2 separate regions of the Homo sapiens genome follow, and region 2 is linked to region 1. A link is an interaction called in ENCODE POLR2A ChIA-PET data of the cell type or tissue named here. Cell type or tissue: CD4-positive, alpha-beta T cell. All regions are shown on one strand.

Evidence for each region. Peaks named below come from ENCODE experiments on the same cell type or tissue, not always from the same donor. Only the 100,000 strongest peaks of a DNase experiment are listed, where the experiment ranks them.
Region 2: POLR2A ChIA-PET joins it to region 1 with 10 read pairs; 2 of 35 experiments call an interaction of 5 or more read pairs at or near these places.

The regions. Positions count from the first base shown.
Region 1 is chr1:25,375,981-25,378,480 of GRCh38, reverse strand. All of the region lies in intron 7 of RHCE (Rh blood group CcEe antigens), which reads left to right. Among named protein-coding and RNA genes, the nearest start is that of TMEM50A, 39 kb to the right of the region's middle. In CD4-positive, alpha-beta T cell, no CTCF peak of the experiment used is centred here; no DNase peak of the experiment used is centred here.
Region 2 is chr1:25,555,577-25,558,076 of GRCh38, reverse strand. It overlaps LDLRAP1 (low density lipoprotein receptor adaptor protein 1), which reads right to left. Exons shown (of 9, transcript NM_015627.3): 4 at 810-924. Among named protein-coding and RNA genes, the nearest start is that of LDLRAP1, 13 kb to the right of the region's middle. In CD4-positive, alpha-beta T cell, no CTCF peak of the experiment used is centred here; a DNase peak (open chromatin) is centred at 1,216; H3K4me3 peaks cover 575 bases; H3K27ac peaks cover 2,104 bases.

The DNA of each region.
Region 1 (2,500 bases):
GGAACAAGTGTTCCATTGTGTGAATGCAGCAGAATTTATTTATCCATTATTGAGGAGGATTTGGGTAGTTTCCAGTTTGGAGCTATTATGAATATTCTAGTATTGCTCCTCTGAACATTCTAGCACTTTTGTTTTTGGAGCACACGAATGCACTTCTGTTGATTATATGCCTAGAAGTGAAATTGTTGAGTTATACAGTATTCACACAGTCAGCCTTAGTGGCTACTGCTAAACAGTTTTCTCTAGTAGTTTGCGCCAATCTAATCACCAGTAGTGTATAGAAGCTCCTTTTACTCCACATTTTGTTAACACTTGGTGTTTTCCTTCTTTTTGATTAGTCATTTAGCAGTGAAACCTATTTTTTACATTTTGATATCTCCAATAACTAACTAAATGGAGCACTTTTAATATGCTTTTTGGACAGTTGAATATCTTTTCTTGTGAAATGTCTATTCAAGTTAGTTTGCCCATTTTCTATTGTGGTGTTCTGTCTTTTTCTTATTGATTTTAGGAATTCCTTACATATCCTGGATATGAATCCCACTATGTGGCTTACCTTTTTCCTTCTTTCTTTTTGAAACAGAGTCTCCTTCTGTCACCCAGGCTGGAATGCAGTGGCGCTATCTCAGCTCACTACAACCTCTGCCTCCCAGGTTCAAGCAATTCTCATACTTCAGCCTCCTGAGTAGCTTAGATTACAGGTGCATGCCACCATGCCCACCGAATTTTTGTATAGACAAAATAATTTTTGGTAGAGACAGGGTTTTGCCATGTTGGCCAGGCTGATCTTGAATCCTAGCCTCAACTTTGGCCCACCTTGGCCTCCCAAAGTGCCAGGATTACAGGTGTGAGCCACCATGCCCAGCCCACCTTTTACTTTCTTAATGGTGTCTTTTGAACAAGGAGGTTCTTAATTTTAATATAGCCCAATTTATCATTGTTCCCTTTATGCTTAGTTCTTTTATGTCCTGTTTAAGAATTTTTGCAGCCAGCTCGGTGGCTCACACCTGTAATCCCAGCACTTTGGGAGGCTGAGGCTGGCAGATCACAAGGTCAAGAGATCGAGATCATCCTGGCCAACATGGTGAAACCCTGTCCTTACTAAAAATACAAAAAATTAGCTGGGCGTTGTGGCTCTTGCCTGTAGTCTCAGCTACTCGGGAGGCTGAGATCACGCCACTGCACTCCAGCCTGGTGACACAGCAAGACTCCATCTAAAAAAAAAAGAAATTTGCAAGGTCATGCATATGTCCCCCTGAATTTTTTTCTAAAAATCACTTAATTTTAGATCAATGAATTGAGTAATTGACTCCATTTTTCAGTCATTCAACAAACATTTCCCTGAGGTTTTGATAACCTGAACTGTGTTTGGAGCTGGGGAGGAAGCAAACTATTGAATATATACAAAGATGGCAAAGATGAGGGCCTGGAGCTTGCCACACGGAAGGGGGGATGGCTGCCTGAATGGTTGGGCAGGTAGTTGTTGACATCTGCACTCCCTACAAGAGCAGCAGGGTGGCAACTCTTTTTATCTTTTTAATTTATTTTTCTTTTCTCTTTTTTTTTTGAGATGGAGTCTTGCTCTGTTGCCCAGGCTGGAGTGCAGTGGCGTGATCTCAGCTCACTGCAAACTCCACCTCCTGGGTTCACACCGTTCTCCTGCCTCAGCCTCCTGAGTAGCTGGGACTGCAGGCACCTGCCACCACTCCCGGCTAATGTTTTGTATTTTTAGTAGAGAAGGGGTTTCACTGTGTTAGCCAGGATGGTCTCCATCTCCTGACCTCATGATCCACCCGCCTCGGCCTCCCAAAGTGCGGGGATTACAGGTGTGAGCCACCACACCCGGCCTTAATTTATTTTTCTAGTCTGCAGGTAATTCTTTTTAATTCTCTCCACTCTCCTATGATCTTATGAGGTAGGGACTGTGATTATTTCTCCCACTTTATAATGAACAATCAGTAAAGACAGGGAAGATAACCAAATGACATACAAGGTGGGGTCCACCCCATGAGGCTGCAGGCTTGGAGCTTTCCTTTGTCTTAAAAATGAGAACATGAGCTGCCCACCTGTTGAGACAAGAAATAGGAAAGGCTTAAAAAACTGGCTTGTTGTGTACAACTATCCGTGGGGCTGCAGTGAACGGGCTGGCAGTGCCCAGGTGCATGCTGAACCCTGGGACAATCACATTCAGCATCCAGGGGCCCCCGTAATAGCTTAATGTTTGAATTGAACCCCTGGGGTTGCCTTGAAGGAGAGAGATCCTGGAAGTATGTTCAAGGGGTAGGGATGGGCAGGGGAGATGGGTCTGAAAGCCAAGCTCTACCCCACCCACCTTGCCCCAAGAGAAATAGAACCTTCATCTTTAATTGCCTAACGAGAAAACTGGGGCTGGCCAGATGTGGTGGCTCATGTCTGTAATCCCAGCAATTTGGGAGGCCAAGGCGGGCAGATCACTTGAGGTCAGGAGTTCGAGTTCAGCCTGGTCAACATGGTGAAACCC
Region 2 (2,500 bases), 180 kb before region 1:
ACCAAGGTTCCCACTCATCCCAGCTAAGATGTGGTCAGGGGGTGTCCTGGAAATGAGACAAGGAGCTCTGAACTCCCCAGTCACGCAGGGAGGGGAAGAAACGTGGGTTTAAACCCCCACTCTAACCCTGACAGCAAGATAGCTGGCCTCTGGGAGTCTGTTTCCTCATTAAAACTTTAAAAAAAAGAAGAAAAAAAAATGGAGAGAGTAACAGTTGCCACCTTGCAGAGCCGTGAGAATTAAACGAGTGAAGACCTGGAAGCCTAGCACTAGAATGCACACACAGGAGGCACCGAGAGACGGTCACTGTCCTCCACACTCTGGTCACAGCTGGAATGAACTCACAGGAGGCACCAAGAAACAGCCATTGCCCTCCACACTCCAGTCACAGCAAGCCTGGTTCTCTGACGGCTCTCGCCTTTGCCTTCCACCCTAGGCCCCCCTGATCTCCCATTTCCGAGGACCAATCACCAGAAGGCCCTGCATCCCTAGACCATATTAAAGACAGGAGATCCAAAACAATCTCAACCCAGCAAATCCCGTTACAGAGAGAACAGGCCCAGACACACACTGGGGACATGGGCCAGCTACTGCCCACACAAAGCTGACCGGCGGTTCACCTGCCTGCCTGCAGCCCCACCACTGTACCCCTTAGCTCTCGGCACCCACTTGGGGTTCCCAGAGATTTCACCCTCTTCTTAAGTAATGGTCACCTTTGGGTCCTGCCTCCCACACCAGACAGCCCCCCACCCAGAGCAAGGCTGCCAAGGCCACTGGACCCTGTCCCCGCCCCAGCCCTCCCCGCTGACCATCTTCCGCTTGGTGCAGAGGAAGGCGTGGCACTCGAGGCTCTGGTTGTGCTGGCTCTGGGCGATGTATGCAAACACCTTGTCGTGCATCTTGTCTGCTGTGCAATAGGAGATCCTGAAAGGCAAGGAGGAAGCATCACCAGACCTGGCACAGGGGCCTGAGCACATGTGGGAAGCCCTGCAGGGCAGCTCCCCTGAGTTGCAGAGAACCTGCTATTCCCACTCCACCAGGGCAGACTCTGGGAATCCAGCCTTGGCCTCCAGGCTGGGTACCTAGGCCATCTGTGCAGGAGGGGCCCAGGCCAGGCAGGAAGGAAGGAATGGGGTAAAGACTGGAAGCAGGGCACTTCCCCCTCTCCCTCCCATCCCACACTGAGCCACACCCCAAAACAGTAATAGCTGAACCCTTACCACATACCAGGCAATGTGCCAAGAGCTTTCTAGACCTCACCTCATGTGATTCTCAAAGCTACCCTCTGAGACGGGTTCTATCACTATCCATGTTTTTCAGATGAAGTAAACTGAGGCTAAAGACCTGAGCCCAGACCTGAACTCACTTGTAGGACTCCAGAGGCCATGACTGCCATGCTGCCTCTTAAGGCTGTGTGCCAACTGGCCAGAAGGGGAAGCAGAAAGCAGGACACTCCCCTGCTCACCAATGCCCTTCACCTGGCCTCCCCCACCCCACCTGCCCTCCGATCCATGCCCCTGCCCAGAGGTCTGGTGAGATTCAGGTCCATCTCTCTCAGGGTGACTGGGACACTTGCAAGTTCTGGAGCTGTGGCCAGGGGTGAAGAGCTGGGAGTAGGGGTGGGGTGCGTGTGTGACGAGGACCCAACAAGGAGCCCCAGTGGGCCCGGGAGGAGACACACAGCAACTCCCTCTGCATGGAGCACCCTCTCTGCCCCCAGTCGCACCTGTAACCTAGGGGCCACCCGAGCCCTCGGCCTCCCACCCTCCCTCACTTGTCTGGTCCCTCCTCGTTGCCTCCAGTCAGCCTCAGAGTCTCAATCGGGGAGGGGCCGGTAGCCCAGAGGTGGGGCAGGAGCACCACAGACTCACCCCTCAACCCAGAGGTGGGACAGGAGCGCCATAGACTCACCCCTCAACCATGTGGCCCCAGCTTCAATCACAGGCATCAACACCCCGGTGGGCAGAGCGTGAAGGTGTTAGGTCCCTGCCTACCTCTTCTCCATCCCAGGGGGTCCAGCTTCCTGCTCTAAATGTTACTGGGTCCTTGGTAACAACAAACTAGATCCTATTATTCTTCAAGCCCCAGCAAGGTGCCGCCTCCCCTGGGAGGCCTTCCGGGATTTCCCCAGGCAGATCTCCTCCTTGCCTTTTTGGAACACTATGCTCTATCTCCTGTTTCCTCCCGACTATACCCAACTAGAGTGGAAGCTCCTTGAGGGCAATGAGCAGGATTGGAGTCCTCATCTGGCACAGACGTTGGCAGAATAGGTATCTGAAACTGTTGACTAAAGGAAGGCAGGTATGATCAGGCCGGTGAGAGGAAGACATCAGCCAGACCCCCACAACACACATCTACTGACCCTACTACTGGCCTGTGCACCAACGGGCTGAGCCATCTGCTTAGAGACAAAGCAAGAGGGTGGAGGGATGCCAGGCAGACGGGAGCCTGCTGGACAGGGCTCTGGCCCGGATATCCTAGTTCCAGTTTAGCTACTACC